Regions from separate parts of the Homo sapiens genome. Here region 1 is linked to region 2. A link is an interaction called in ENCODE POLR2A ChIA-PET data of the cell type or tissue named here. Cell type or tissue: K562. All regions are shown on one strand. Each heading gives the region's core, and the rest is flanking DNA. Links, peaks and the distances in the headings are about the cores only.

Region 1 (16,079 bases), core at 6,028-8,527, 63 kb before region 2:
GCCACAGTGCCTGGCTTTTCTTTTTCTTTTTTGTTTTTTTGACAAGGTCTCACTCTGTCACTCAGGCTAGAGTGGAGTGGTGAGATCATGGCTCACTGCAGCCTCGACCTCCCAGACTCAAGTGATCCTCCTGCCTCAGCCTCCTGAGTAACTGGGATTACAGGTGCACACTACTACACCTGGCTAATTTTTTAATTTTATTTGGAGAGACAGGGTCTCCCTATATTGCCCAGCCTTATCTCGAACTCCTGAGCTTAAGCGATCCTCCTGCCTCAGCCTTCCATTGTGCTGGAGTTACAGGCTGTGCCCAGCCACAATGTGCAAATGCTACCATAAATTACCATTTTTTAAAAAACGAAAGCAGATACTTTAGACAAATTATTTATTTAATGCCAGTGTCATTGTTGATGTTATAGTTTATGATTATTTAAAAGTTAAAGGTATTTTACCAAATGAGCTACACTTGATTGTCCATTTAATCTGTCAGTTTAATTTGTATAGGTATTCATAGGCCAGGCGTGGTGGCTCATGCCTGTAATCCCAGCACTTTGGGAGGCTGAGACGGGCAGATCACTTAGGCCAGGAGTTCGAGACCAGCCTGATCAACATGGTGAAATCTTGTTTCGACTAAAAATACAAAAATTAGCTGGGTGTGTTAGCGCACGCTTATAATCCCAGCTGCTCAGGTCGCTGAGGCAGGAGAATTGCTTGAACCCAGGAGACGGAGGTTGCAGTGAGTCAAGATCGCACCATGGCACCCTAGCCTGGGCGACAGAGTGAGACTCTGTCTCAAAAAAAAAAAAAAAAGTATAGGTATTGTAGATGTGTTACTGGTTGTATAATACAGTAAGATTGGGGGAAGAGACCTAGGCAAGTTATTTCCATTTTAAGGGCTTGGATACAAATGCATAACCAAACCCTAGGCATTTATTTTATTTATTTTTATTATTTATTTGTTTATTTATTTTTGAGATGGAGTCTCACTGCAAACTCCGCCTCCCGAGTTCAAGCAATTCTCCTTTCTCAGCCTCTTGAGTAGCTGGGACTACAGGCGCATGCCACTATACCTGGTTAATTTTTGTACTTTTAGTAGAGACGGGGTTTCACCATACTGGTCAGGCTGGTTTCGAACTCCTGACCTCAAGTGATCCACCTGCCTCAGCCTCCCAAAGTGCTGGGATTACAGGTGTGAGCCACCGTGCCTGGCCACCCTAGACATTGAAATTAATGTAACAAAATACAATGAAAAAACAGTCTACAGTCCTCTGTTGGGTTCACAGTCCTTCACCAGGCATGCAGGTTTGTCTTCCTTTAGGTAATATACAAACATATGGAACTGTCAAATTTAAAAACTCAAGAGTAATTGCTTGACATACAGAGGGATTTCTTAAAGAACAGTTTTACGCTGGGCGTGGTGGCTCATGCCTGTAATCCCAGCACTTTGGGAGGCCGAGGTGTGCGAATCACTTGAGCCCAGAAGTTTGAGACCAGGCTGGGCAAAATGGCGAGACCCTGTCTCTACTAAAAATACAAAAATTAGCCAGGTGTGGTGGCACACACCCGTAATCCCAGCTACTTGGGAGGCTGAAGCAGGAGAATCACTTGAACCTGGGAGGTGGAGATTGCAGTAAGCTGAGACTGTGCTACCGCACTCCAGCATGGGTGACAGAGTGTTTAAAAAAAAAATTTTAACATAGCATTAAAATATTTTCTTGCAGATATTTATAGAAATATATTACCTATATTGATTGTTTCATCTTAAAAAAGGTTTTATATGATACTTGGGGCATGCAAAAGACATGGTATAGTTCTATGAATTCACCCAGATATCACTGTATGTTTCTCTTCTATCTCATCCATCTTCTCTCCTTGGCAACCATGTCCTGATTTTTGTGTTCCATATGCCCTTGCTTTAAAAAAATGGATTTGTCTTTTATGCATTTATCCTTAAAGAGTAGATTAAATTTGATTTCAGATTTGTGAAAATGGACTTACGCTTTGGTTAGTTTAAGGCTTTCTGAGATTCATCCATATTTATTTTCTTTTTTTGAGATGGAGTCTCTCTCTGTTGCCCAGGTCAGAGTGCAAGTGCAGTGGCACAATCTTGTCTCACTGCAACCTCTGCCTCCTGGACTCCAGCAAGTCTTCTGTCTCAGCCTCCCGAGTAGCTGGGATTACAGGCATATGCCACTATACCCAGCGAATTTTTGTATTTTTAGTAGAGATGGGGTTTCACCATGTTGGCCAGGCTGGTCTTGAACTCCTCACCTCAAGTGATCAGCCTGCCTCGGCCTCCCAAAGTGCTGGGATTACAGACGTGAGCCATCCTGCTTGGTGATTCATCCATATTCCTGGGAGTAGCTATGATTTGTTAATTTTCACTGCTGTGTAGTTCCATCGGGTGAATATATTGTGATTCATTTCCTTATTTTCTTGTAGATTGATTTTTGAGTTTTCAGTTTTTAGTTCTTATGAAAATGCTGTAATGAACATTATTGTACATGTCTATTGTTGAACTTACGCTAGAATTTCTTGAGGCCCTAGCAAATGGTTTTTTTTTGAGATGGAGTTTCGTTCTTATTGCCCAGGCTGGAGCGCAGTGGCACAATCTCGGCTCACTGCAACCTCCACCACGCAGGTTCAAGCAATTCTTCTGCCTCAGCCTCCGGAGTAGCTGGGATTACAGACATTGGCCACCACGCCTGGCTAATTTTGCATTTTTAGTAGAGACGGGGTTTCTCCATGTTGGTCAGGCTGGTCTCGAACTCCTGACCTCAGGTGATCCGCCTGCCTCGGCCTCCCAAAGTGTTGGGATTACAGCATGAGCCACTGCGCCCAGCGACAAATGGTTTTTAAACAGTTGCACTGCTGATGTTTTGGTGCTTGGTAATTCCTTGTTGTGGGGACTTTTTTATGTTTAACAGCATCTACCCATTAGATGCAACTTGAACTCTTCCTCTTGTGACAAAAATGTCTCCAGGCATTGCCAATGTCTCAAGGATACAAAATCACCCCTGGTTGAGAACCATTGTTACTTTTGATACATGAACAATTAAAAATTATTTTTGTGCGTTCCGTATATCCCATAGAAGGATAACACACCTTTCTCTTTTTTATTTTTAGAGATGGAGGCCTCACTGTGTCTCCTGGTCTAGAATGTAGTGGTGCGATCGTAGCTCACTGAAGCCTTGAACTCCTGGGCTCTGGGTATTCTCCTGCCTCAGCCTTTTGGGTAGCTGGAACTACAGGCTTTACAGGTGTATGCCACCATGCCCCGCTCAACACATCTTTCTTTCCTTTTTTGAGATGGAGTCTCGCGCTGTTGCCAGGCTGGAGTGCAGTGGCACGATCTCGGCTTACTGCAACCTCTGCCTCCCGGGTTCAAGTGATTCCTGCCTCAGCCTCCCGAGAAGCTGGGAATACGGGCCAATGCCATCACGACCAGCTAATTTTTTGTATTTTTAGTAGAGACAGAGTTTCCACCATGTTGGCCAGGATGGTCTTGATCTCTTGACCTCCCAAAGTGCTGGGATTACAGGCGTGAGCCACTGTGCCCAGCCTCAACACATCTTTCTTTGGCTCAAGTCCCATTTATCTTCAAGGCCTGTCTCAAACCCACTTTTTTTTTTTTTTTTTTTTTTTAAGTTGGAGTTTTGCTCTTTTTGACCAGGCTGGAGTGCAATGGCGCTATCTCAGCTCACTGCAACCTCCACCTCCTGGGTTCAAGCGATTCTTGTCTCAGCCTCCGAGTGGCTGGGATTATAGGCACATACCACCACGCCCGGGTAATTTTTGTGTTATTTTTAGTAGAGACAGGGTTTCACCATCTTGGCCAGTGGGTCTCAAACTCCTGACCTCATGATCCACCCGCCTCGGCCTCCCAAAGTGCTGGGATTACAGGCGTGAGCCCGCGTGCTGGGCCTCAATCCCACCTTTTAAAGGCTTCTCCTACTGTGCCCATTTGTAGTCTTATCTTTTCCCCAGGAATTCCTATAGCACTTAGGTTTGTATATTGAGTTTGACCCTTAAGTTTTTATTGTCTTGTATTGTCAACTTTTCCAGGATTCCTCACCCTTCTGTATTTTCATCCCCTACCCCCAAGTAAGGAAACAACAGATTTTCACTTACTCTGTAGTCAGTTGTCTAATCTGTATTGCTGTTGTTGATTTCCTTTGGATTTTGGTCAATTTAGGCAGCTATCTGGGAAGAATTCTTTTTATTAATATTATACTTTTGGTGTTTTCATCTACAGCAGGGTGGAAGCAGACCTTAAGCACCCAAAGCTCTCTACTCCTTTCTGCCACTTACGTTCTCAGCAAAACCTCAGTAACTGCTAGGTTTTATCTTTTCAAAGCTGCTTTTGAGTGAGTTTGTTAACCTCTTGATGTTCATGTTAAGTACTTAAATGTTAGCTGCCCCAGCTGTTAAGTCATGCAAAGAGTCTTCCTTCAGCTTCAGCTGGGCACATCTCCGGGGCTGTGGGAGGACTTTTAGAATGACAATGTGATCTGCCTCATTTTATCTTTTCTGTAGTGAGTGTAGCTCTTTCAGTAGTGAATGCCTGTGTTTTACATTTTTGAGATTGTTCCCTTTACCTGTCTAAGACAAGAAAGTTGTTATATCTGTTCTCCTTATTGCCCCCAGGTCCTTGAAGTTAAAATTTTTTTTTTGAGACTTAGTCTTGCTCTGTCGCCCAGTCTGGAGTGCAGTGGCGCGATCTTGGTTCACCGCAACCTCCACCTGCTTCCACCATGTTTGGCTAATCAAATGTAACATTCTTAACAAGCCATCCTCTAGATTTAAAATGGTTTGTAATTGGAAACTGAAATGGTTTCCAACTGCAAGCCATAAAAACTTGAAATTCTTCAGTTTGATAGTCAGGATAACTAGTCCCATCATTCCATCATTTTTCTTCAAAACATACAGGTTTTCAGGCCTTTTTTTTTTTTTTTCTCCCCATAAAGACAGGATCTCACTCTTTCCCAGCCTGGAGTGCAGTGGCAAAATCATAGCTCACTGCAGCCTTGAACTCTTGGACTCAGGGAATCGTCCTGCCTCAGCCTCCTGAGTGGCTGGGACTACAGGCATGCCACCATGCTTGCCTAATTTTTTCTTTTTTTTTTTTTTTGAGACAGAGTCTTGCTCTGTCACCAAGGCTGGAGTGCAGTGGCATGATCTCGTCTTACTGCAACCTCTGCCTCCTGGGTTCAAGCAATTCTCCTGCCTCAACCTTCTGAGTAGCTAGGATTACAGGCACCTGCCACCACCCCTGGCTAATTTTTGTATTTTTAGTAGAGACAGGGTTTCACCATGTTGGCCAGGCTGGTCTTGAACTCCTGACCTTAGGTGATCCTCCCGCTTGGGCCTCCCAAAGTCCTGGGATTATGGGCATGAGCCACCCCACCATTCCTGGGTTTCAGGCCTTTGTAGCTAAATAACTTATTCACTCAAGTGACAGCTCTCTGCTTCCACAGCTAAATACAAAAGTTTATCAGATTTTTCCAAGGCCCGGTGCGGTAGCTCACGCCTGTAATCCCAGCACTTTGGGAGGCTAAGCTGGGAGGATCACCTAAGGTCAGGAGTTTGAGACCAGCCTGACCAACATGGTGAAACCCCGCCTCTACTAAAAATACAAAAATTAGCGGGGCGTGGTGGCACATGCCTGTAATCCCAGCTACTTGGGAGGCTGAGGCAGGAGAATCTCTTGAACCCAGGAAGCGGAGGTTGCAGTGAGCTGGGATCATGCCACTACACTCCAGCCTGGGTAACAGAGCAAGACTCTGTGTCACAGTGTTACATTTGTGAGATTCGTCTATCTAGGTGGAGATTTGGTGCCTTTTTTTTTTTTTTTTAATTATGAGAAGGAGTCTCATGTTCGCCCAGACTGGAGTGCAAGTGGCCTGGCTAATTTTTTGTATTTTTAGTAGAGACAGGATTTCACCATGTTGGCCAAGCTGGTCTTTAACTCCTGACCTCAGGTGATCCACCCACCTTGACCTTCCAAAGTGCTGGGATTACAGGCCTGAGCTACCTCACCAGGCCTGATTAAAGTCTTTTTTTTTTTTTTGAGATGGAGTCTCGCTCTGTCGCCCAGGCTGGAGTGCAGTGGCGTGATCTTGGCTCACTGCAAGCTCCACCTTCCGGGTTCAAGCCATTCTCCTGCCTCAGCCTCCCGAGTAGCTGGGACTACAGGTGCCCGCCACCATGCCTGGCAAATTCTTTGTATTTTTAGTAGAGATGGGGTTTCACCGTGGTCTCGATCTCTTGACCTCGTGATCTGCCCACCTCGGCCTCCCAGAGTGCTGGGATTACAGGCGTGAGCCACCGTGCCTGGCTGATTAAAGTCTTTTAATATGAAAAGACTTAGATTCAGAACTGAGCAGGGTAAGGAGAGAGTGGAAACCTGTAAGGCATTCTTGCTGGAGTAGATCTAGCAGAAGTAGCTTGGGTCTGAAGAAATAGTTCTGGCACGATTCCTGACCCCTAGATCATAACTAATTTGGTGTGTTCGTGAAACAAACAGGTTCCACAGCAACTTCCTGCTCCCCAGATCTCAGTCAAGGTGCTATGAACTTGGACCCTGATCTTCTGTTTGTAGTAGCAGTGGCAGTTCCCTTGACAGCTCCTGCTGCAGCAGTGTTCTGGGAGACATCCCTGGGGATTGAGCTGAGAGTCTGCTCTTGCAACCTTCAACAGTGCTCTAACACCAGTCAATATCAAATCCCTTTCTGCTTAAGTTAACCAGAGCAGTGTCTATGGGTAATTGAATCATGACTGATGCTATTATCAAATATAAACTGATGACAATGGCAAGTGGGAAACCTGCTGTTTTACAAATACCAGATGTGCATCACATGGAGGTTTATTCACTCCTATTTGCGTTTTGATAATAATCCTTTCTAATAATTGGTTCATTGGTGTAATCTTTATGAAATTAACCTGAGTGGCTCAAAATTCATTTTGTAGCACTGAATGCAATTACTAATTGAGCTATTTAAGCAAACTAGCCAGCCACCTACAGCTACTTAATCTTACTGGCCTACTATAGTAGCTCTGACTCACCCTTATCTTAACCAGATAAGGGATACCATACATTCTCTCTAAAGAACACCACTGACCTCACACACAGGGCTAAGTAGGCTATGCCTATTGTTAATATATCCAAATACCAGTTGAATACTCAGCAGGTCAACAGTATTTCCCATCCAGTTTATGCCAGCTGTGTAAGTATGAGATATAATTAAAAATTATGTAAATAGATTAGCTGTGAATACAGCGGTGTTATTGTTTCTACCAAATTTAAGTTGAATCCTTTGGAAAGCACCATTAAAGATGAGGTAATTTATTTTTAATCTCAAACGAGGTGTGGGAATTATAACAGTAAAAAGTTAAGAGATCGGGAATTTGTAAACATCTGCAAGGATTCTGGCTCATATTGCTTCTCAAGTATCCTAATTCTCATACTGTTATTAAAAACAAACCCACAAAAAAACGAAAGAGAAATTGGCCAGGTGCTGTGGCTCACACCTGTAATCCCAGCACTTTGGGAAGCCAAGGCAGGCAGATCTCTTCGAGCTCAAGAGTCCAGGACCAGCCTGGAAACATGGCAAAACCTTGTCTCTACAAAAAATACGAAAATTAGCCGGGTGTGATACTGTCCACCTGTAATCCCAGCTACTTGGGAAGGCCGAGGCAGGAGAATTGCTTGAACCAGGGAGGTAGAGGTTGCAGTGAGCCGAGATTCCGCCATTGTACTCCAGCCTGGGCAACAAGAGTGAAACTCCCTCTCAAAAAAAAAAAAAAAAAAAAAAAAAAGCGACTTTAATCATATTTGGAATGTCTCATATAATGTAGATTTCAGCTCTCCAGAATGCAGTCTCTTGAAGGTGCAGATTCTTCAGGCATTGAGCTCATGATTTCATTATGCCTATGATGATTCAGTCTTGGCTTTTTGGTCCCTTCATCTTTCTTGGGGCCTTGCATTCTCTTGATTCTACTTTTCTCTGCTGATCTCTTTCCTTCTCTCATTTTCTGTTTATGCATATAGCAGACAGTAGCTGCTGTAGCCCCTCATGGCATTGTCTCTGCTCTCTAGTTCTGAGTCCCGGGGAAGTGATTGTGCCAGGCTAGTCAATTGTAGTCTGTAGGAGTGGCTGCCTGAATTTACCCCTGTAGGCTGGGAAGCTTCTTTGGGGCAGGGGATTTTTCTGAATGGTCTTATTACAAGGGCCAAGGTATAGTTGATTCTCATTATTTGCAGTAGTTATGTTCTATAAAGTCATCATGAACAATGAACTAGTAAATACTGAAATGTTGCTCCTAGTGGAAGTACAAGTTTAGGTTCCTGTCACCCTCTGGTCAGAACATTTTCATCAACTGATCAATACATAATCTTGTTTTTTGTGTTTTTTTTTTAAAGACACTGTATTTAAAATATAATTGTTGATTTATTAACATTAAATTTGTTGCCAACAGCACTGTAACTCATGACTGAACCAACCTTATGTAACATGAATTTTTGTCATAAGCCATATAGCTATAGCCATAAACCATGGTATTCTTGTACTTAGAAACACAAGACAGCACTTCAGCATTATGCTTGGGAGCCATTTTAAGCAGCTAAATCACCAACAGACAGTGTAAAAGTGCAAAAATCATGGCACTAAATAGACCATAGAATGGACACTTGTTTGCATTATGAGAGCTGAAACAAGAAAGCCTTTGTTTGGCCTCAGCTGGGAATGTGTGCATTGGGCAATTCAAATTTTTCATTGCGCTATGCGTGTCTGTGAATGACCATACAAATGGTGATACAAATACTGATTTTGGGGTTATAAATAATTTTTTTTTTTTTTTTTGAGACAGAACCTCACTCTTGTGCCCAGGCTGGCTGGAGTGCAGTGGCATTATCTCGGCTCACCTGCAGTCTCAGCCTCCTGGGTTCAGGCTATTCTCCTGCCTCAGCCTCCTCAGTAGCTGGGATTACGGGTGCCTGCCACCATGCCCGGCTAATTTTTGTGCTTTTAGTAGAGACAGGGTTTCACCATGTTGGCCCGGCTGGTCTCGAACTCCTGACCTCAGGTGATCTGTCCACCTCGGTCTCCCAAGTGCTGGGATTACAGGTGTGAGCCACCATGCCTGGCCTGGTTATAAATTTTAGTGAGTAGGTAAATTTGTAGATACGGAATCTGTGAATAATGAAGATTGATGACGTGTGTGGAGTGCCGAGAGCATTTAAAAAGGACGTTGTCAGTTGGTGGGGAGTGTTGCCCAAAAAGCTTCATAAGGGAGTCAACGTGTAAGATAAAGTTGAAAGATGAGTTTTGCCAGATAGGCACCACTGAGGATAGGAGAAGCAAATAGCAAAGCAGTTATGAGTAGAATCTCAGATTAGGCTCATTTCCCATCTTCTGCTCCTACTAACTTGGGACCTTGAGCAAGCATTTTATTCTCTGTCATTAGTGAAATAGGGATATTCATGGTCCCTCTCTCAATGGAGTTCTTATGAGATTTAATTAAGAGAATGAACATTAATGCACTTAACAGATGTCTTGCTCACAGAAGGTATTCGTAACGGCGTACACGTGACACATATGTCTATATATAGCACAGCAAAGGAGGGAAATGGCTTCACTCCTTTGGGAACATCGAGTGGTTTAAAGTGAAGCAAAGGTTTCAAGTGGGCAAAAGGGGTCTTTGAGGAGGGAGGGGAAAGGCAGGAGCTAGATTCATGGCTCCATACTGGAACGATATTGAGCTATTGAAGGGTTTAAAAGAGGGATAGCATCATCAGTTTTGTGTCTAGAAAGTTTGCTTTATGTTTATATAGATGTATGGAAGAGAATTGACGGTGGTGAACTAAAGGTGGGAAAATCAGCAAAGACTCTTGGGGTGGTTGAAGAAAAGAACGACAGAAGTCACTCGGGATAGTAATAGTTGGTATGGAGACTAGAGAATGGATGTGAAAGATGCTCAGGATGTTGAATTGACTACAAAGGTCACCACTTAGAAGTGGAGAGTAAGAGAGGGTAGGCTTGGGAAGGCTCTTGGGATTCTGATGTTGGCCGTGCAGTAGAGGATGGGCTTGGTGTGTAGGAGATGCTTTCACTTTTCACTTCTTTCTCCACCTTTACCCTGGTAAAAGGTAGCTCCCACTGTTCTTGTTCTAAAGGGTTTTGTGGTCCTCTCTGCTTCCCTTTATTGCAGCACCTGACCTGTGGTATAATAACCGCCTGTGTACTTGTTCTTTCCTGCACTTGTAAGCTCTTTGAGGATTAGCTGTGGTCAGTGCTGGCCACAAAGAGGCAAGCTAAACTGTGGATGGATTGAATGAATAAGGACCAAGACTGGGATAGAGAAGCAGATTTTGGAGGACAGATTCGTTTTTATCCTTGTTAAGTTTTAGATTCATTATTGTCTCTATACAGCTTTATACTCATCTTCAAATGACTGTGCCTAGCAGACTGGACTGAGATTCATGAGAGAGAGGCCCATGTAGCATTTTTCCGAGGTGTATTGGGAAGGACAGTTGAGGCCAGCATGGATGAAATCTCCCATAGTGTCTGTGTTTGGTGGAAAGGGAAGATAACTGCAGAAAGAGACTTGCAGCATACCAATAGTGGAGGGGTTCGCTGAGGAATAGGGGCATGGAAAGGAGTTCCAGAGAGTGCAGTGACCATCAGAGAGTGAGGAGGGGCTAGTTGCCCACCACCCACAAAAGCTGTGCCTGGAGAGGCTTTTCTGGTTTCAGAGGCTGCAGAAGGGTTGGTAAGAGGACTAAAAACAACATATTGATTGTAGCAATTAAAAAGTTACTGGCAACTTTTTCTGGAGTGATTTCAATCCATTGGTGGAGGCAGACATCAGATTGCAGATGAAGATTTGAGTCAGGAGGTGAACTGACAAAGAAACCCCGTTCTCTGTTGGGGTTTGTCTGTGAGAGGCTGGGGAGAGAAGGCTGTAGCTTGGGTGAGTCTAGGAGGGGACATGACATACAGGAAGCCTTTGAAAGTTATATGGGAGAAATTTGAGCATCTGTAGGCAGTGAGGAAGAAGCTCATGGAAGATATTTAATTTGAATGTTTTTTTTTTCTTTCTTTCAAAGCCAGCATGCAGATGTTACTATAGCCTGGCAATATGCTAAATTCTTACATTTAGTGGCTTACTGGATCCCCATCACAATGCAGTTGGTTAGGTAATGTTACCCCATTTTACTGATGGGGAAGCAGAGGCCTCATTTAAGTAACTTTCCTGAGGTCACACAGCTACTAAGTGGAGGAGGCATGTGGGAGGGATTAAAATCCAGTTATTGTTCCTGGTCCTGAGGAGAAAATAAAAATCCAGTTAGGTCTGTTATGTCCTGCCTCAGCCTCCCAAGTAGCTGGGACTACGGGTACATGCCACCATGCCTGGCTAATTTTTTTTGTATTATTAGTAGAGACAGGGTTTCACCATGTTGGCCAGGCTCGTTGTGAACTCCTGACCTCCAGTGGTCCACCCACCTTGGCCTCCCAAAGTGGTGAGATTACAGGTGTGAGCCACCACACTCGGCCCACTGTATTCTTTATAGCAAAAGAAAAGAGGAAAAAAAAATCCTTTTGGTCTAGGATCCAAGGCACTCTGTTCCAGAACTATCTCCTTGAGTCTGCTCTTCCATTCCTACCCCTGGCCTCAGCAGGCAGGTGGAACAAGATGGAGTGGTGATCGGAATGGGATGAAACGGATGAAATAAAAGCTGCTTGGACTTGTGAGAGAGAAATGAGTCCTGGCTTAGGCAAAAATGGTCAGGAGGCTCAGGGAGTTTCTTTGCTGTGTTGCTTTCTAAGCTGGGGCCCAGGCCTGGGGGGCCCTTTCAAGCCCTCTTGTGGTTCAATAACTGGGTAGATGTGCTAACGATTAATGGAGAGTTGTGGAGGTGGCCTGCGACTTCCCTTTTCCTCCCCAGTTTAGAACCATTTGAGAAGGATGAAGTTAGATGAAAAGTCAGAGTATTAGGAGCTTTGCTGTTGATAAAGCTAAGATTGGAGAACGTGGTCCTCTTCTCCTTTCCCTCCAGTCTGGCCCTTCATGCCTGTATTAGTTACCTAGGGCTAATGTAACTAATTATCACAAACTGGGATGGTTTAAAACAAGAGACGTCTATCCTGTCACAGTTCTGGAGGCTAAAGGCCAAAATCAAGGTGTTGGCAGGACCGTGTTTTCTCTGAAGGATTTAGGCAGGAATCTGCTTACAGCCTTTGTTGTAGTTTCTTGTGTTTGCCAGGAGTCCTTGGCATTCCTTGGCTTGCAGCTGCATGACTCTAGTCCCTGCCTCCATCTTCACATGGCACTCTTTCCTGTGTCTGTCTCTTCTCCTCTTCCTCTTTTTTTTTTTTTGAGATGGAGTCTCACTCTGTCACACAGGCTGGAGTGCAGTGGTGCGATCTTGGCTCACTGCAAACTCTGCCTCCCGGGTTCAAGCGATTCTTCTGCCTCAGCCTCCCCAGTAGCTGGGATTACAGGCACCCGCCACCATGCCTGGCTAATTTTTTTGTATTTTTAGTAGAGACAGGGTTTTGCCGTATTGGCCAGGCTGGTCTTGAACTCCTGACCTGGTGATCTGCCCACCTTGGCCTCCCAAAGTGCTGGGATTACAGGCATGAGCCACTGCGCCTGGCTTCTTCTCTTCCTAAAAGGACACCAGTCATAGTGGATCAGGGCCGACCCTAATCAAATATGACCTCATGTTAACTTGATTACATTTGCAAAAACTTTATTTCCAAATAAGGCCACATTCACAGGTGTTGGGGGTTAGGTTTCAGCGTGTCTTTTGGGGGGACACAAGTCAATCCCTAACAATGCCCAGCCAAAGCAGTGTGCAGAGCAGAAGCTTGCTTGGCTCCTGTGAGGCCACACCCAGTGTGCTGAGTGTTGGGATTGAAAGGCCAGACTCCATCACCTCAGGTAGGGCCCAGAATCCTTCTTTTTCTAGCCAGAGACATAGTCTGCTAACTGTGAGTGCTTAGGTTCCTAGAGGGCTGTGTTTTAAAGTAGATACTGAACTGTTCTCTTCAGAGGCAGCAGTGCACATCAGTTCTGTGGCAGGCTTTGTTGGAGAAACTAATACACAATGAGAGCTGTCAGTTTTTACTCCTCCCACAGAAGTTGTTTAAGAGAATACAAGTCAGAAACACAGGTGTAGACAGGGAAGGAAGGCAATGTTGGATAGAGTATTACATTTGGCCGGAAAGCATCAGACTTGGTTTCTTTTTTATTACCAAATAAAGACACGTTCTCATTAGAACAAGGAGAGTAGATGTTTGTCCTTTATCATAATGTAAAAATTTTCAGAAACAAACATGGGTTGTTATATGAGTTAGTGCTGGACTTTATTCAATGGAAAGGTCTTTAGCTTATTAAAAAAATTCTTAGGGTACTTGCTATAAATATCGTTTTTGCTGTAGGTGGTCTCAGAAACATTGAAGACCAGCTCTGTGGAAGCAAGATAACAGTTGCCTTCAGAGATAGTATTGTCATTCACTTTGTGGACTCAGTCAAAAGAAGGGTAGCATTTAAAAAAATGATTATCACCTTCAGCTAAAAATCATAGTGGTGCTTGTTTTAAGATATACCTATTTTCCTGTGACTTGGAAACATTACTGGAAGAACATTTTAAACTTCTGTTTCTTCTTGGTTCAGAAAAATAAAGGTAAAAGAGAAACAAGAGGGACTGGGGATTTAATTGTAGCATGATTAAGTTTAGTAATGATAAATATAGATTAGGAAGAACTCAAGGAACAGAACATTTATTAATATAAATACCTTTTAAATGTAATGAATGTAAGTAGGCACCTCCCAGAAAAAGAAATGCAAATGGCTATGTGTGTTCAAAAATGATCACTGTCACTAAGAATCAAATAAATGAAACTTAACCATACTTTTTTGCCCATCATATTGGCAAAGATCTGGGTGGTGTAGTGAAAGTTAACTTTTTAGATTATTTAACATATTTAAAATTTTATGATTATCCTATATTAACTTCCAAGATTGAAAAAGGTCTAAAACCTAAGCTATCTAGGTCTTTAATCTATGTATCTGATTTGTAGGTAGAAATAGTTTTGTGTAATCAAGGGAGTAGTGATGCTAGAAACTGGCAGAGTATATTTCCTAGACCAGTTAGCAAACTAGGTCAAGGTCTAGGTTTAATTCTAGTAGCCACTAATTTGCTGCATGTCTTAACAATTTCTGTGCCTCAATTTCTTGTCAGAGCCATTTTTCATTTGTTTGTTTTTTGAGACGGAGTCTTTATCTGTTGCCCAGGCTAGAGTGCAGTGGCACCGTCTTGGCTCACTGCAACCTCCGCCCCCGGGGTTCAAGTGAGTCTTGTGCCTCAGCCTCCCTAGTAGCTCGGATCACAGGCACGCACCACCACACCTGGCTAATTTTTGTATTTTTAGTAGAGACAGGGTTTTGCCATGTTGGCCAGGCTGGTCTCAAATTCCTGACCTCAGGTCATCTGCCTGCCTAGGCCTCCCAAGGTGCTGGGATTACAGGCGTGAGCCACCACGCCCAGGCCCAGAGCCATTCTTCTGTTGCTTAGACCAGAAATCTTGATTCGTATTTCTCTTACTTCTGTCAAGAAATTTTGTTCAGAATGTATTTGCAATCTACAATCTGAGCATTTCCCTCTGCCCATCATGGTCCAAGCTGCCGTCTTAACTTGCCTGGGTTAGTGTAAATTGCCTCCTTGTCGACCTCCCTGCTTCCAGCCTTGTCCTTTTTGACACAAGAGCCAGAATGTGATTTACAATATGTGAGCCAGCTCATTTCTCTGCTTCAGATGGTCCAGAAAAGTTTCTTTAGAGACAGCCATTATCTCCTTAAAGGGGAATGGATGTTTGAGTACCAAGAACTGGATAACTAAGAGGGGGAGGAACCCCAGGATCAGTTCCCATCTCATGCAGAGTAAATGCCAAACTCCTTTTCTCCCCAGTTTCATTTCTCACCATTCTCCTCCTTGCTTACTGAGTTCCAGCCACACGCATCTCTTTGCTGTTCCTTGAAGAGTCCGATAGTCTCTTTCCTTGTTGTTCCTTCAGCCTAAAATGTTCTTCTTCCAGATATCTGTATGATTAATTCCCTCCTTCAGCCCTTTGTTCCTCCGAAGTACCTTCCCTTGCCTACCCTGTATAAAATAGCCACCCCTCCCCTTTGCAGTCTATCCCCTTACCCTTGGTTCTTCTTCATAGCATGTACTTTTTATTGTCTGTTTCATTCCATTAGTGTCAGGACTTTGTTCCCTGGTGAATGACTGCCCAGCAGTTAGGCATACAATAACTATTTGTTGAATGACTCAGTGATTTCCTTTTTCCTATTGGCTTTTTCCTCTGCCTAGGGAAATGCTCGGGCCACCCTTGTTCTTTAGCCTGTCGAAGATGAACACTGCCTTCTGTGTACCAAATGTTTCTACAAAGGTGATCTGTGGGCTTCTACCCTGTTCTCACTGCCCAGATTTTTCTGTTGCATTATTCTTTACCAGTCATGCAAGTGAATCTGTTTTCTAAGTAACTTTTCTGTGTTTGGGACTACTGCTTTCCTTTTCCTGAATTTGGTATCATTATGTAAATATGTTAACAATTTGGCACTTACTCCTTCATTCAGCTGGCAAATAATTATTGCAGCAGATACTGTGAGCCAGGCTGGGGTGCCAGACTGTATGCTAGGGCTTAAAGAGGTGGCGAGCCGGCATTTCCCTGGAGGAGCTGATGGCTCAGTGGGTGGTTGGAAGTGCCAGCAGTTGGGACAGGCAACTGCTATAATGAACGCAGAGGGGGAGTTGGGAACACGGTGATGGGTCAGGCAGGCCTGTTCCAGAGGATTAGGAATCTCAGGGGTGTGCAGGAGTTTGTCAGGTGAGGAAGCAGGCAGAGGCTGCTGTGAGGGGAAGGAATACCGTGCAGAAACACAGAAAGCTTTGCTTGTTTACAGAAGCACAAGTCAGTGAGTATTGTTGGAGTGTAAAGTACAGTGCAGACAGTGATGATGGACGAGGCCATAGTAGTTAGGTGAGGGCCAGATCCAGATTTTTGTTTTTTTTTTTT
Region 2 (16,079 bases), core at 8,734-11,233:
CCTATTTTTTTTAAAAAACAGAATGCATATCTGTGAGTATATCCTGCACTTCCTCTATGCCAGTATTTTTAAAAACATCTTCTTGACAGGGAGTCTTTTAAAAAAAATAGAAAATGTAGTTACCAAAGTACTGACTTTCCTAGATATTGGGAGATAGAGGGAAGTTTCTCCCTCCCTGATGATATAAAAAGTGTGTAGTCAGAGTTGACTTACTGGTTTATCGTTTGGCCACGTGGCTTCAGAAACAATAGAGCCAGCATGGGTTAGAATTTTCATTCTCACCCTTGAACCCCGGCCCTGTGATTATGAACTGTGAGGTCTTGGCAAGTTATCTGTCTTTGCTGCAGTCCCCTCATTTATAAAACAGTGTTGATAATAGTTGATGGTAGTGTTTAGCTGGCAGGACAAAATGAGGTGACATAAATAAAACACCTCGTACAGGGCCTGCTCCCTGGTATGTACTGAATCAGTGTTAGCTGCTGCAGGTGGCAGTACTAAAGCAAAGCAAGACAGAAGTCTCCAGGCCTTAACGAGATAGTTATTCACTAGCTGATTCTGACCAAGAGAATTGTGAAGAGTTCTGTTCTGCGGTTGCCATTTTAAGTTTGTCCAATCCGCAGCCCAGTGATTTATACTTTTTGACATCTGTCAGAGCCGTGAAGAATGTTTGTTTAGGAGTCACTGCTTAAGAAAATGCCTCTGTCGTTTTTGAGAAATATACCACTATCTTCTTGTCAGTAAGATCCTGCCGTGTGTGGTGCCAGGACAGAAGTGGCCTCATGGGATATGACTCAAGAGATAGTCTTTTTTTTTTTTTTTAAGATAGTCTTGCTCTGTCACCTAGGCTGGGGTGCAGTGATGCAATCTTGGCTCACTGCAACCTCCGTCTTCTGGGTTCAAGCGGTTCTGGTGCCCCAGTCTCCCAAAAAGCTGGGACTACAGGCGTGCGCCACCATGCCCAGTTAATTGTATTTTTAGTAGAGGCAGGGTTTTGCCATGTTGCCCAGGCTGATTTCGGAACTCCTGAGCTCAAGCAATCTGCTCGCCTTGGCCTCCCAAAGTGCTGAGATTACAGCATGAGCCACCCCATCTGGCCGATAGTCTCTTTGTCATGATTTTAAAAATCATCTTGTTGGCCAAGACCACGTCCGCCCCGTGAGCACAGACCCTGGCCCTCACTGCTCTGCTGCCTGTCCACACCCGCTACCAGCTCACCATAGATGATGATATTGCTACGCCCGTCGTCGACAACGGCTCCGGCATGTGGAAGGCTGGCTTCGCAGGTGACGATGACCCCCGGCCGTCTTCCCCTTCATCGTGTGGCACCCCAAGCACCAGGGCATGATGGTGGGCATGGGTCGGAAGGACTCCCATGTGGGCGACGAGGCCTAGAGCAAGAGAGGCATCCTGACCCTGAAGTGCCTCATCGAGCATGGCATCATTACCAACTGGGACAACATGGAGAAGATCTGGCACCACACCTTCTAAAGGGAGCTGCATGTGGTTCCCGAGGAGCATCCCATGCTGCTGACCGAGGCCCCCCTGAACCCCAAGGCCAGCCGCGAGAAGATGACCCAGATCATGTTTGAGACCTTCATCACCCCAGCCATGTACATGGCCATCCAGCCCGTGCTGTCCCTGTACTTCTTTGGCTGTACCACTGGTACCGTGATGGACTCCGGTGACGGGGTCACCCACAGTGTGCCCATCTGCGAGGGATATGCCCTCCCCCACACCATCCTGCATCTGGACCTGGCTGGCCGGGACCTGACTACCTCATGAAGATCCTTACCGAGCGTGGCTACAGCTTCACCACCACGGCTGAGTGGGATATCGTGCGTGACATCAAGGAGAAGCTGTGCTATGTTGCTCTGGCCTTCGAGCAGGAGATGGCCATGGCGGCTTCCAGCTCCTCCCTGGAGAAGAGCTATGAGCTGACTGACGGCCAGGTCATCACCATCGGCAACGAGCAGTTCTGCTGCCCTGAGGCACTCTTCCAGCTTTCCTTCCTGGGCATGGAATCCTGTGGCATCCATGAAACTACCTTGAACTCCATTATGAAGTGTGATGTGGACATCCACAAAGACCTTTACGCCAACACATTGCTGTCTGGCGGCACCACCATGTACCCTAGCGTTGCCAACAGGATGCAGAAGGAGATCACCGCCCTGGCGCCCAGCACGATGAAGATCAAGATCATTGCTCCTCCTGAGCTCAAGCACTCTGTGTGGATTGGCGGCTCCATCCTGGCCTCGCTGTCCACCTTCCAGCAGATGTGGATCAGCAAGCAGGAGTATGATGAGTCCGGCTCCATCATCCATCCTTCAAATGCTTCTAGGCGGACTGTGACTTAGTTGTGTTACACCCTTTCTTGACAAAACCTGACTTGTGCAGAAAACAAGATGAGATTGGCATGGCTTTATTTTTTGTTTTGTTTTGTTTTTGTTTTTGTTTTTGTTTTGGCTTGACTCAGGATTTAAAAACTGGAACGGTGAAGGTGACAGCAGTCGGTTGGAGTGAACATCCCCCAAATTTCTGCAGTGTGGCTGAGGACTCTATTTCTTGTTTGTACATTGTTCTTTTTTTTAATAGTCATTCCAAATATCGTGAGATGCATTGTTACAGGAAGTTGTTTGCCCTCCTAAAAGCCACCCGACTTGTGTCTAAGGAGAATGGCCTAGTCCTCCTCCGAGTCCACATAGGGGAGGTTTCTTGTAAATTAGGTAATGCAAATTTTTTTAAATTTTTGCCTTAATACTTTTTAAGTTTGTTTTATTTTGAATGATCAGCCTTCGTGGCCCCCCTCTTTTGTCCCCCAGCTTGAGATGTATGAAGGCTTTTGGTCTCCCTGGGAGTGGGTACAGGCAGCCAGGGCTTACCTGTACACTGACTTGAGACCAGTTGAATAAAAGTGCACAACTTAAAAAAATCACTGGGTGTGGTGGCTCACGCCTGTAATCCCAACACTTTGGGAGGCTGAGGCGGGCGGATCACCTGAGGTCAGGAGTTCAAGACCAGCCTGGCCAACACGGTGAAAGCTCATCTCTACAAAAAAATGGGAGGCGGAGGTTGCGGTGCGCCAAGATCATGCCATTGCACTCCAGCCTGGGGGACAGAGCAAGACTCTGTCTCAAAAAAATAAATAAATAAATCAGCTTGTTGAAATCTTAATATTTGATTTATATATGTACAATATATTTAAGTTTTAAAGCATAATGATTTTGAATATCCCAAACTCACCATGCAGTCAACAACTACAACATTAACAGCACTGCTCAGGGACCAACCACTCTTTTTTAGTCCTTTCCTGCTATGCCACCCCCATCACTCTGGGGTGGCCTGAATTTTGTGTTTGATTTCTTGCCTTGTAAAAAATAGTTTTCTCATGCATGCACGTATTTTAACACAATATGTTTAGTTTGGCTTATTTTTGACCTTATTAAAAATAGTATCACTTTGTGTAGTTTTCTGGGTCTTTGATATTTTTCACCTAACAGTATTTCCCAGTTGATCCATATTATTTTGTAAGCTATTGTAATGTTCATTCATTTTCTTTGCTGTATAATATTCTACTTTGTGAATTTACAACTTTTTTTTTATTCTGCTGCCAGTGAACATTTTCTTTCTTTTTTTTTAAAAATAAATATTGTTGCTGTGAACACATCCCATACATGGTACCTGATGTACATGTGTAAAAGTTTCTCAAAGGTATTTACGTAGGAATGGAAATGCTGGCTCATAGAGTATTTAACTTTACCAGATACTGTTGAATTGCTTTTCTAAGAGTTTGTATCACTTTATATTCCTTTAGCACTGTATATCATTTTTGTTTTTTTAAGACAGGGTCTTGCCCTGTCAACCAGGCTGGAGTGCAGTGGTACGATCTTGGCTGACTGTAACCTCAGATTCTTGGGCTCAAGTGATCGTCCCACCTCAGCCTCCTGAGTAGCAGGGACCACAAGCTTGCACCATCATACCCAACTAATTTTTGTATTTTTTGTCGAGATGGGGTTTCGCCATGGTGCCCAGGCTTATCCCAAACTCCTGGACTCAAGTGATCGCCTGCCTCAGCCTTCCAAAGTATTACGATTACAGGCGTGTGCTACTCTGCCCAGCTTATAATCATTATTAAGACAGCTTTATTGAGCTATAATTTATACAATACAAAATTCACCCATTTTAAGTGTATACTTCAGTGATTTTCGTGCAGCCATCACCAGTCTAGTCGCAGAACATTTCCATCAGCTTTAAAAGCTTCTTCATGCTGATCCAGTCTTCACGCTTAATATCTTACTACTTGATGTCATTCTTGTGCCTGTAAAATATGTTATGTGAATTTGCACCTCTCTGATTAAAAATGGCTTAGAATATCTTTTCATGTCTTTATCGGCCATTCATATTCCTGTCTTTATGAACTGTCCTCTATTTTTCTATTAGATCTTTTGGCTTTTTCTTTATTTGGAATTCTTTATTCTGGATACCAAAACTATCCCAGTTATATTTGTTGAATTATTTGCTCTAGTTGTGGCTATTCTTTTCACTATTTTGTTTGTCTTATTTACAATGTCTTTTAATGAACAAATGTCTTAATTTTAATTTTAATAGATTTTTACTATTTTATTTAGTTTTTTTGTATTTCTCATTGTTCCTGGACTGATTAGATTCTGTCTTATAATGTTGCATATTCTATCCTCAGTATTGCTTAACTTACCTTTCAGACTTTCAATCTCATTGTATTTCTGTACTGTACTATGTTAATGTCCTAAATATTATATTCTGGTTAACTACTTTTTTTGCTTGTTAATACTGGTTAACTGTTTCTCTTATTTAACTCTTTCACTGAGTTTTTAGTTTAATAATGATATATTTCTTTTCTAGGAGTTCACCTCTCCTTCAGGTTGGACTGGACATTCCAAATATTTTATTTTTCTTTGCTTGTCTTAGCAATTCCGTCTTTTATTTCTTTAAACATTTCTTATTCCTTGACGACAGAATAAGACAACTCAATATTAGTGGTCCTGCTTGAGGGGCTGGTCTGAACAATTTGTTCATTATTTGCGCTATCTCTCTGCAGTGTTGGCTTTCTTCCCGGTATGCACAGTGATCTTTGCTTGTATGCGTAGACTTGATGTTAATTTGTGGAATAATTCTGGATCTAAATGTATGATTCTTTTCTCCCAAGAGGATTGGAGTTATTTCTGCCTGGAACCAGGAAACTCCATTAACTTCACACTATCAGTAGTCTAGACTCAAGGTGGGAGTCTCAAGCTCACTGCAGTCTTTTATTTGACTGGACGTTTTCCCCATTTTTTCTCTGTCCTTTTTGTACTCATATTTGCCTTTATCTTTTTATGTGGCACTTTCACTGCAGAATTATTTTTCTTTCAAAACTTGCTATATGATGGTTGTTGTTGAGAATTCTAAAACAGAAAGCAGTGCTGTAAAATCGTAGGTATTTGGTGTATAAAAATGCAAAAGGGAAAATAGTTTTGTTTTAAAATAAAGATTTAAGGAGTACATTTTTAGAAAGAAGCAGCAAAAAAGCTATCATGTCAAACATTATGATTAACTATAAGCAAAATGTACTGCATACGGATCTATTCTCATTGTGTAAAGATCCAGGGAAATCCTCAGTCTATATTAAAGTGTAGACCAGAACTTTCAATTTAGTTATTAGAAGGCACTGTTTTCTTTTATGGAGAAAAGACTATACACTATGGTGTGAAATGGATTGAATTTTGAAATCTTTAAAGAACTAACCAAATTTTATGTTATTTTTTCTCCATGCGTGTTACCTTTGAAACTTCAAGGGCTTGTTCCAGCTGTATGAATTTGTGGCAGTATTTTACATTAGCCTAGCTTTAAGTTGCCAGCACAGTAGTGGAGTTTGGTGGATGGTCTTTTCTTTAAAGACAAAGTCTTCTAATGTGGGCTTGGATAAGAGTCCTAAAACGGGATGATACAAGTCAAATGAGGAAAGGCATAAATTTGTCTGTTGTTTTCCCTTTGACACAGGGTCTCACTCGGTTACCCAGGCTAGAGTGCAGTAGCGCCATCATTGCTCCCTGCAGCCGTGACCTCCTGGGCTCAAACCATTCCCCCACGTCAACTTTCCTAGTAGCTGGGACTACAGGCGCTTGCCACCACACCTGGCCAGTTTTTTTTTTTTTTTTTTTTTCTGGTAGAGATAGGGTCCCACTGTGTTACCCAGGCTGGTTTTAAAGTCTCAGACTCAAGCAATCCTCCCGCCTCGGCCTCCCAAAATGCTGGGATTACAGGTGTGAGCCACCACGCCTGGCCAAATTTGTCTTTTTAAAATTCTTAAAAATGAGTGTTTTTTACTTAAAATTTTAAAGTGTTTTTACACTTAAAAATTAAGACATGTGGCTGGGCATGGTGGCTCGTGCCTATAATCTCAGCACTTTTGGAGGCCGAGGCAGGAGGATCACTTGAGGTCAGGAGACCAGCCTGGCCAACATGGTGAAACCCTGTCTCTACTAAAACAAATAAAAATTAGCTGGGTGTGGTGGCATGTGCCTGTAATCCCAGCTACTCAGGAGACTGAGGTCAGGAGAATCGCTTGAACCTGGGAGGTGGAGGTTGCAGTGAGCAGAGATCGCGTCACTGCACTGCAGCCTGGGTGACAGAGTGAGACTCCATCTCAAAAAAATAAAAAGCTTCACATTAATGGGTTAATGAGAAACACCATGTCACAATGCTGAAATATAAAAATGAGACCAATTCCAGTATTTATGAGGGGATTGTTTACAAAGAGCTATGATATACTGGACAGATGATACATTTGCTGTTGAGGAGACTAACTGTTCTGTTATAATTTCCTCTTTTTTTTTGGAGACAGGTCTCACTCTGTCACCCAGGCTGGAGTGCAGTGCCACAATCATGGCTCACTGCAGCCTTGACCTCCCAGGCTAAGGTGCTCTTTCTACCTCAGCCTCCTGAGTAGCTAGGGCTACAGGCGGGTGCCACCATGCCCAGCTAATTATTGTGTATTTTATAGAAATGGGGTTTTGCTATGTTGTCCTGGCTAGTCTTGAACTCCTGGGCTCAAGCTATCTGCCTGCCTTGGCCTCCTGAAATGCTAGGATTACAGGCACGAGCCACTGAACCTGGCCTTTGTTCTAATTTTCTCTTTTTCTTTTTTTTGTCTTTTTTTTGAGACAGAGTCTCACTCTGTCGCCCAGGCTGGAGTGCAGTGGTGGGATCTTGGCTCACTGTAACCTCTGCCTCCCAGGTTCCAGTGATTCTCCTGCCTCAGCCTCCCGAGTAGCTGGGACTACAGGCGTCTGCCACCACGCCTGGCTAATTTTTGTATTTTTAGTAGAGGCGGGGTTTCACCATATTGGCCAGGCTGGTCTCAAACTTCTGACCTTGTGATCCGCCCCCACTTCGGCCTCCCAAAGCATTGGGATTACAGGCATGAGCCACCGCATCCAGCCCTCTGTTCTAATTTTCAAATAAGGAGTCCTGTAAGTTACTGACTGGGCACCTTCCTTTCATCTGTAAAATGAAATGATGTTTTGCTTTTGTTTTCCTAGCATGGGGGTTATCCCACCTCTTGTTTCTTTCCAATTCTATGTGAGATGGTGGTGCATGCCATGTTGTTAGGTAGAAGACATGTCCCCAGCTCTACAGTTAGCAAGCTTTGAGAGAGGCAATTTAAATGGGTGCTAGCTATGTCAGCCCTTGGAAAGACCAAGAGCACATCTAAATGTAACTTGGTGATGGCATTTTTGTGGTGGAAGAAAGACTGTAGTCCTGCCCATCTGTATATTCTTTTTGATGACTTCGTTAAGTTACGGGGTAGACCTGGAAACTTGAGAATCTTTAACAGGTTCTTTCAGTATTTTCTCAGATTCTTACAGAATCTAGGTGGCAGATCTTTTTTTAATAATTGGATTTTCTAATGAAGTGGTAGTTCCCCCTGTGAATTCTTGAATTTCAAAAATTTTTATTGGTCATTATTGGCCCAGTTTGGAGTTGGCTCTGTGGCACTGAAACTCAGGAGAAAGATGGGGGCTCATAGCTTTGTTTGGAAATCAGCCACATGAGGATAATATTGAAGGTGCTGAGGGTGACAGCAGGAAATGGGAAGGATGTTGTTGAGGATGGAATATAGAGTGATAACTGTGAAGATATGGAAAGACTTAGCGAGAGAGTGACAGGTTAGTGGTTTTGACCTAATTTTGGGGAACAAGGTTCATATAGACTTTTCCTCTTCTATTATATGGAAAGTACCATAAAAATATGATTAGTAATAATCGTGTGTATCAGTTTATCAATTTTTCTGTAGCCAACTCTGCTTTTATGTACAACAAATGAGAAAGCAGCCCCTAAAATATGCCAGAGTGAAGAACATCTTCACGTTTTGTGTGTTCAGTTGGAAGTGTTTCAGTAATCATCCAGGGCTGCTTCCACAGTCTCCGTGTTGATATTGTAGCAGTTTCTCAGGTTTGTGGGCAAGTGACTATAGCTATTCCACTTGGTGGACAAAGCAGAATGCATGATCAGGCCGTCTTTGGTGCAGTTCACAGAATCATCACCTGTGCCTGGCAAATGGCTAAGTTCTAGCAGACCTTCCCTGCCATTCTGCTGCCTCACAGAGACTTCTCTTAAGAAGTTACACAGTTTTGTTCAGGGCTGTGCTAGATCCTACTTATCCTGGAGCTGGTTATCAGTTTTCTTAATTGCTCAGGCTTTGTGTTTTGCCATTTTACTTTGTTTTTCTTTGGCCATTTGCATATTGATCATGGAACAGAGAGATAAAACATGCTCATAGAGTGGATTCCTGTTAGGTTCCTACCACTTGTATAGTCTCACTCCAGTTACTGGACACATTTATGGAGTAACTGATAGAGCTATTTAGTGTTGGACAAATATATGATTCATTTTAAAGCAGTAAGCTCACAACCACTAACTTCATATTTATAGCCTGTCTCCAAAACTCCTCCTTCCTTTATTCTTTTAAAATTACTGTAATAAGTATGGACTCTTTAATGCCTGCTACATTTTTTGCAGATTTGGCCACAGATTTATTTTCTTTTATCCACATTTCTTTTTTTTTTTTTTTTTTTTTTGAGACGGAGTCTTGCTCTGTCACCTAGGCTGGAATGCAGTGGCATGCGATCATGGCTCACTGCAACCTCGGCTCACTGCAACCTCCGCCTCCTGGGTTCACGTGATTCTCTTGTCTCAGTCTCTTGAGTAGCTGGGATTACAGGCCCACACCACCACGCCTGGCTAATTTTTTTTTGTATTTTTAGTAGAGATGGAGTTTCACCATGTTGACCAGGGTAGTCTAGAACTGACCCCAGGTGATCCGTCTGCCTTGGGCTCCCAAAGTGCTGGGATTACGGACGTGAGCTACTGCACCAGGACTGATCCACATGTTTTTAAAAGTTGGTTAATGTCACATAAAATTGGGATTTGTGGCTTAAAAAAAATCAGAAAATCTGGCAGCATTCCCAGTGACTGAGTAATGGCTGTCTCCTTTAGACAGGATAGTAGGTTGTCTCCAAATACACATCACCCCCAATACCCACGTTTTTTGACATATACCTGGCTGCCTTCACTAATTGCTGTTACCTGCCTGGCTCTTTGGGCACCTGAGTTTGTAAGTCCTGCTTTATTACTCAGCTCTCCACTTCCTGCTGTGTTCTTGTACTCTTTGTTTTTTGTTTTCTTTTTTCTGAGACAGAGTCTCGCTCTGTTGCCCGGGCTGGAGTATAGTGGTGCAGTCTTGGCTTACTGTAACTTCCACCGCCAGGGTTCAAGTGATTCTCGTGCCTCAGCCTCCCGAGTAGCTGGGATTATAGGCATGTGCCACCATGCCTGGCTAATTTTTATATTTTTATAGAGATGGGGTTTCACCATATTGGCCAGGCTGGCCTTGAACTCCTGACCTCAGGTGATCCTCCCATCTCTGCCTCCCAAAGTGCTGGGATTACAGGCATGAGCCACTGTGCCCGGCCTGCTGCCATGCTGTTTGGAACAGGATGCTGACAGCCCTCTTTGAAGTGGAATGGGCTGTGAATCCGTCGAGGTGCCCCTCTAAAAAGCTGTGGTCTGAACCCTCTCCCCATCTTTGAAAATGAAAAATTTAAGCAATTTTTCAAAATATTTTCACTTGTGTTTTGTAATCCTTTCTTTACAACTGTCCTATAAGGTAGGCATGTGTGGATTTATGTACTATTGGGAAGCCTTAGGGCTTTCTCCACTTCTGCTAGGAATAATGTATTTTCTTGAAAACAGTTTCAGTGAAAGACTGGACTTTTCCTGTGGTCCTTTCAAGGTAGCCACAGTCTTCTTGTGGCCCAATTTGCAGCACTGAACCCTGGGCGTAGCTCTGCCATGAAAGGCGATTGAGAAACCATCAGATCCTATAATTGGTGAGTGGTGGAGCCAGCATTTGGTTGGAGAACTTTTGATTCCAGTGCAGCATGGTGCTATTCTGATACTCGGTTACTCTTTCAGATTGAAATTCTTCATTCCATTTTACTGTTTGCTGGGTGAGTGCAGCAGTGACACAGTTTTCAAAAGTTTACTAATAATCTATTTTTTGTCTAAAAAAATCTTTTTTGTAATATTTGATGGACATGCCATCTTTTTCTTTTTGAGACATCTCACTCTGTTGCCTAGGCTGGAGTGCAGTGGCACAATCATGACTCACTGCAACCTCAACTCCCTCCTCAGCCGCCTCCTGAGTAGCTGGGACCTGTGGCATGTGTCACCATACCCGGCTATTTTTTAAAATTTTTGGTAGAGATGAGGTCTCTCTCTTTATTGCCCAGGATCGTCTCAAACTCCTGGGCTCAAGTGTTCATCCTGCCTCAGCCTCCTAAAGTGCTGGTATTACAGGCATAAACCATCATTTTTACGTACTTTTAAAAAAGCTTTTTCTCTGTTTTTCAGTACATTTTATAGTTTTATAACGTTGGATTGAGTCTTCTCTTTTCCTAGTTTTAATCCTTTGGACTATCTTCATTTACAAATATCTTTTGTTTTAAGTTTTTCTAATTTACACTATTTTATTTTTAGTGACATAATCAAATTAAATATGTGTATTTTGACAATAAATGTGACCATTCTCTAGCCACCCCTTCACACACCCCGGGTTCTGAAGTGCATCTCTGATGTGGTCACAGTAATTTTTTGTTTTACTGACTTAAACATTTGCACTACAGTGTTTAGGGAACCGCCTATCATAAGGCTTCCTTTAATATGTTGTCCCACACAGCACTGTTTTACATGATGTAAATGTGTTATACAAACAAGCTTCCGTGGTCAAATGATTTTTGGGAAATGCAGAGTTAAACGAAGTTACACAGGTTTCCTTATGAGTGCTTTTGGGGGTGCCTGTCAGCACTGTGACTGTCTTAAGAGCTAGAGTTAAAGAGGACAAAGTTTTTCGACCTTGGCATCTGATAGGACTGATATTTCTTTTTTTTTGAGATGGAGTCTCGCTTTGTTGCCCAGGCTGAAGTGCAGTGGCATGATCTCTGCTCACCACAACCTCTGCCTCCCGGGTTCAAGTGATTCTCCTACCTCAGCCTCCTGAATAGCTGGGATTACAGGTGTGTGCCACCACACCCGGCTAATTTTTGTATTTTTAGTAGAGATGGGGTTTCACCATGTTGGTCAGCCTGGTCTTGAACTCCTGACCTCAGGTGATCCGCCTGCCTCGGCCTCCCAAAGTGCTGGGATTACAGGCGTGTGCCACTGCGCCCAGCCTAGGACCCATATTTCTAATGTTGCATTGGAAATATTTTGGGAAAAATTGAGCTACTATGATTTTCACATTATTTCTTTCTGTAGGTGGAAATGGCTCATTATTTCTCAAGGTTTCTAACATGGCATGTTGCTGTGTTGTTCCCTTCAGTTTTGCAGAGACTGAGTGCAGTTACTGTGGAGAGAGTCCAGGATGGCCTAGTTGAGACATTGAAGATTTAGGAATGCATTGATTGATTGACTGATTGAGACAGGGTCTTGCTCTGTCATGCAGGCAGGAGTGCAGTGGCGCAATCACTGGCTCACTCTAGCCTTGACCTTCTGGGCTCAATTGATCCTCCCATCTCAGCCTTCCATGTAGCAGGGATTACAGGCGTGAGGCACCACACCTGGCTAATTTTAAAATTTTTTGTAGAGACGGGGTCTCACTGTGTTGCCCAGGGTGATCTTGAACTCCTGGCCTCAAGTGATTCTCCTTCCTTGGCCTCTGAAAGTATTGGGATTACAGGCATGAGCCACTGTGCCTGGCCTACGAGTGCTTTTAAACTGCTGTCTGATTCCTGATAGGAGGAAGATACTATCACTGATTGAAAGGGAATATCCCTAATAAAGTTCTCAGTTACACCTGTGTGCAAAAATCGTGGTCCAATTGTGAGTTGTTTCAGAAAACAGATGCAGGATACGTAAAGGAATGGGGCAGGACAGGCTCCAACTGGGTAATTGGCATGAAAGGAGAAAGGGGCCGGGGCACGTAGACTCCCAGGCTTAGGACTCCAGTTAGTCCATTGGAAGTCAGGTGAGTTATGAATATTGCTCATGTGCCTGCTGAACATGTGTGGGAGAGTTTTGTTCGAGGGAGACAGAATCCAGGAGGAGACTTTTGTCTGTGAACTTGGGCTGGTGTGCAGCCTTTCTGCTGAAACCTGATGGAATTAAGTTTTAAACAGTTCGGCAGATTCTAACTTGTCATTGTGGGGCTTGTGTGTAGCTGGGGTTTGGAGACTGCTTTTACACTAAATCATTCCTGTCACCTGCTCTCAAGTGAAGCAGTCTGCAGTGTAAGCCTTGCTGGTATTTGTGTAGAGTGGCACTGCCTCTGGTGGGAAGAATGCAGCAGCTTCACGTGTTTGCTGCTCCTGAACCTCAGATCTTTGTTGACAATGATGCTGAGAGAAGAGGATGATATGTTGTGTTTTGAAAGGATCAGGACTAGAAGCATAAACCTTTAAAAGGGAAGGTCCAGGAGTCAGATAGATTTAGGTTAATCATTACCATCTACTTCTAGCTAGGAGTGTTAATTTTTTCATTTGTTCATTTGGGAATAACATTACCTATTTTATAGGATTGTTTAGAATAAATGTAAGATACAAGTGTGTATAGTGTAATGAGGTAGTATATTGTATAACACTTCACTTTAATGATAACTAGGTGCATTTTTGGTCTAAGTATATGAGACAGACCTGGTACTGTTCAGAAGAGCCTTTGTGGAGCCTGTTTTTGGAGTCAGATAGCTAGTTTAATAGTAGAGAACAAAAATTGGAGAAAGAATTTTGAAACAATAAGATTTATCTCTGTTGGTTATTCTTAATATTTGCACAACTGCTTAATTGAAATTATATGACTTTTTATTTTAGCAAAATAAATTACTTTTTAGCAACCTTGCCTTGCTGAGAAGAAACTGCTGCAAATATGTTATTTGCCCATTAACGGGGAGAAATTCAGTAGTGAATTTAAACACATTTTATTAAATAATCACTTCTCACATGCTTGACTTGTTTTTTGGGAGGCTTTCCAGTAAGATTTGCTAGAGAATAGTGGTGATATTTATTATATCAGTTCTAATAATTAAATTTTATTTTATTAAAGTTTATTTTCATTAGCTTATTTAGTGCTCCGAGCAACTCTAGGAGGGTACAAGAACCCTTGTGTTTCCATGAAGAAAGACTTGACGCTCAGAAAAGCTCCGTGATTTTCCCCTCAGTGACCTGCAGAGCTGGGGTTATAATCTAGGTCTTTTTGTCCAGCACTATTTGATCTCTACCCTCTTCCCCTCATACCATGGGTCTAGGATGTCAAGGGATTCAACCCTGGTTATTTTTAAAAGATAGTGTCAGTCAGAAATAAAACTTAGATGTCTCCATATGTAGGAATTTTAGAGAAATAGTTTGTGTCTAAATTTGCAAGCTCATTCAGTTTAAAAATGGTTCCTATAATATGGTGCTCATTTATTACTTCAGATTCATTGCTTCACTAATGACTTTTAAATAGGACTCTATTATTAGAGTGATTGGACTGAAGTCTGATTGGACTAGAGTTAAGAGATTGCATCGCTATAAATAGAATGAGATAAAATATTTTACATAATGTGATTGAACTTCTATGAGGTCTGAAAAGTTGGAACCTAGGATCTTCTCTTTTTTTGTTTTTTTTTTGAGACGGAGTCTTGCTCTGTCGCCCAGGCTGGAGTGCAGTGGCACGATCTCGGCTCACTGCAAACACCTCCCGGGGCCGTTCTCCTGCCTCAGCCTCCCGAGTGGCTGGGACTACAGACGCCCGCCACCAGGCCTGGCTAATTTTTTGTATTTTTAGTAGAGACAGGGTTTCACCGTGTTAGCCAGGATGGTCTCGATCTCCTGACCTCATGATCCACCCGCCTCGGCCTCCCAAAGTGCTGGGATTACAGGCGTGAGTCTCCGCGCCCGGCCGGATCTTCTCTAAACGGATACTTTGACCAGTTTCCAAATAACAAGCTTCTCAGCGTGTGGCCTAAGTTGTAGATAGAGTGGCTACTTAAGAGAATTTGGGAATTAAATTATGTCCTTTGGCATGTTCAGTTATGTTACCTGAGTCAGAGTTTCATTAGCTGCTTCATCAATAGTTTTTTAACCCCAAAGCTTTAGACAGTAAGATTAACACACTGATTAGAAAATCATTTAAAGACCAAAATGAAAACAGAACAACTCTAAAAGCTTTTAGTGTGTTCAGGAAATGTTAGAAGTGGTTGTATGTGAAGCCATTGGTATAGTTATTGGAGAGGACAATTTTGGTAGACATAGATGAATTTAATACCCTCAATTTTTTATTTTTAAAATAGACATGGGGTCTTGCCATGTTTCCCAGGCTGGTCTTGAGCTCCTGGGCTCAAGTGATCTGCTTTCCTCAGCCTCCCAAAGTGCTGGGATTACAGGCGTGAGCCACTGCACCTGGCCAATGCGCTTCTCTAATAGTGCATTAGCACGAAAAGGTTGGAATGGCTTTAAAGGCATTTCAGTTTCCCCATGATTACACAGGAACATGCCTAGTCTCTGATATTTAGAATTTGATAAAAATATATGGTAAAAATGCATAGTTTGTAAAAATTTCTAAGCAGTTGTGAACTGTAGTCAATTCATGAGTGATTGGCCGGGTGTGGTGGCTCACGCTTGTAATCTCAGCACTTTGGGAGGCCGAGGTGGGCAGGTCACTTGAGGCCAGGAGTTCGAGACCAGCCTAGGCAACATGGCGAAACTCCTGTCTCTACTCAAAATACGAAACATTAGGTGGGTGCGGTGGCCTACGCCTGTAGGTCCAGCTGTGTGGAAGGCTGAGGCATAAGAATTGCTCGAACCTGGGAGGTAGAGGTTGCGGTGAGCTGAGATTGCACCACTGCACTCCAGCCTGGGCGACAGAGTGAGACTGTCTCAGGGGAAAAAAAAAAAATGATTGTTAAGTTCTAATCAAACCAGAATCTTTTCCTATCACCTTAACTCTTATAGTAGTGACTCTAACCTTCCCTCGCTCTGCCATCACCATCCATATTGTTATACTGTTATAAAACTACATTATTCCAGCAGTTTTACCAAAGTTGGGATAAGTATTTTTAATAGGCATTATGTGTTTAAATTTTTCCATTAACATAAGAGGTAAATATTTATTTGAAGCATCAGTAGAAGCACAGTGATCAGTGGATACTGCCAAGAGTTTTTCCAATAATTAGAGTGGAACTTTAAGGAAACAATGTATTACATGCTAAGATTGAATGGATAGGGATGGGAGAGAGATAGCAGAAGATATATTTTGCTGTTGGTTTCTTGATGTGATATGTGATGGTGAATATTACCTCTAAACTAATGTGCAAAAAAATCCCAAGAAAACCCAAATCTCAAAACCCCAAAAACAAAAAGGTGTGCCAAGGAGGGAGAGCACATGCCGGATCATCTACTTTGAATCAGTAATTTTTTGCTGACAGCCAAGTTGGGAGTGGGTCTGTAACTTTCATTTCCATTTGGCATCAGGAAGCTATTTGGTATAAATTTCTACCAGATAGTTGTATGGAACCACATTATGCTGGTAGT

The links. ChIA-PET counts read pairs that join two places held together with the same protein. Peaks named below come from ENCODE experiments on the same cell type or tissue, not always from the same donor. Only the 100,000 strongest peaks of a DNase experiment are listed, where the experiment ranks them.
Region 1: POLR2A ChIA-PET joins it to region 2 with 7 read pairs; 3 of 35 experiments call an interaction of 5 or more read pairs at or near these places.

Annotation. Positions count from the first base shown.
Region 1 is chr9:6,772,980-6,789,058 of GRCh38, forward strand. The region is part of intron 1 of KDM4C (lysine demethylase 4C); the gene reads left to right. Among named protein-coding and RNA genes, the nearest start is that of KDM4C, 23 kb to the left of the region's middle. RefSeq lists enhancers at 2,235-2,827, 3,420-4,011, 4,012-4,603, 4,341-4,500. In K562, for the core only: no CTCF peak of the experiment used is centred there; a DNase peak (open chromatin) is centred at 7,072.
Region 2 is chr9:6,833,240-6,849,318 of GRCh38, forward strand. The region is part of intron 4 of KDM4C (lysine demethylase 4C); the gene reads left to right. It also overlaps the pseudogene ACTG1P14. Among named protein-coding and RNA genes, the nearest start is that of KDM4C, 83 kb to the left of the region's middle. RefSeq lists an enhancer at 1,362-2,083. In K562, for the core only: no CTCF peak of the experiment used is centred there; no DNase peak of the experiment used is centred there.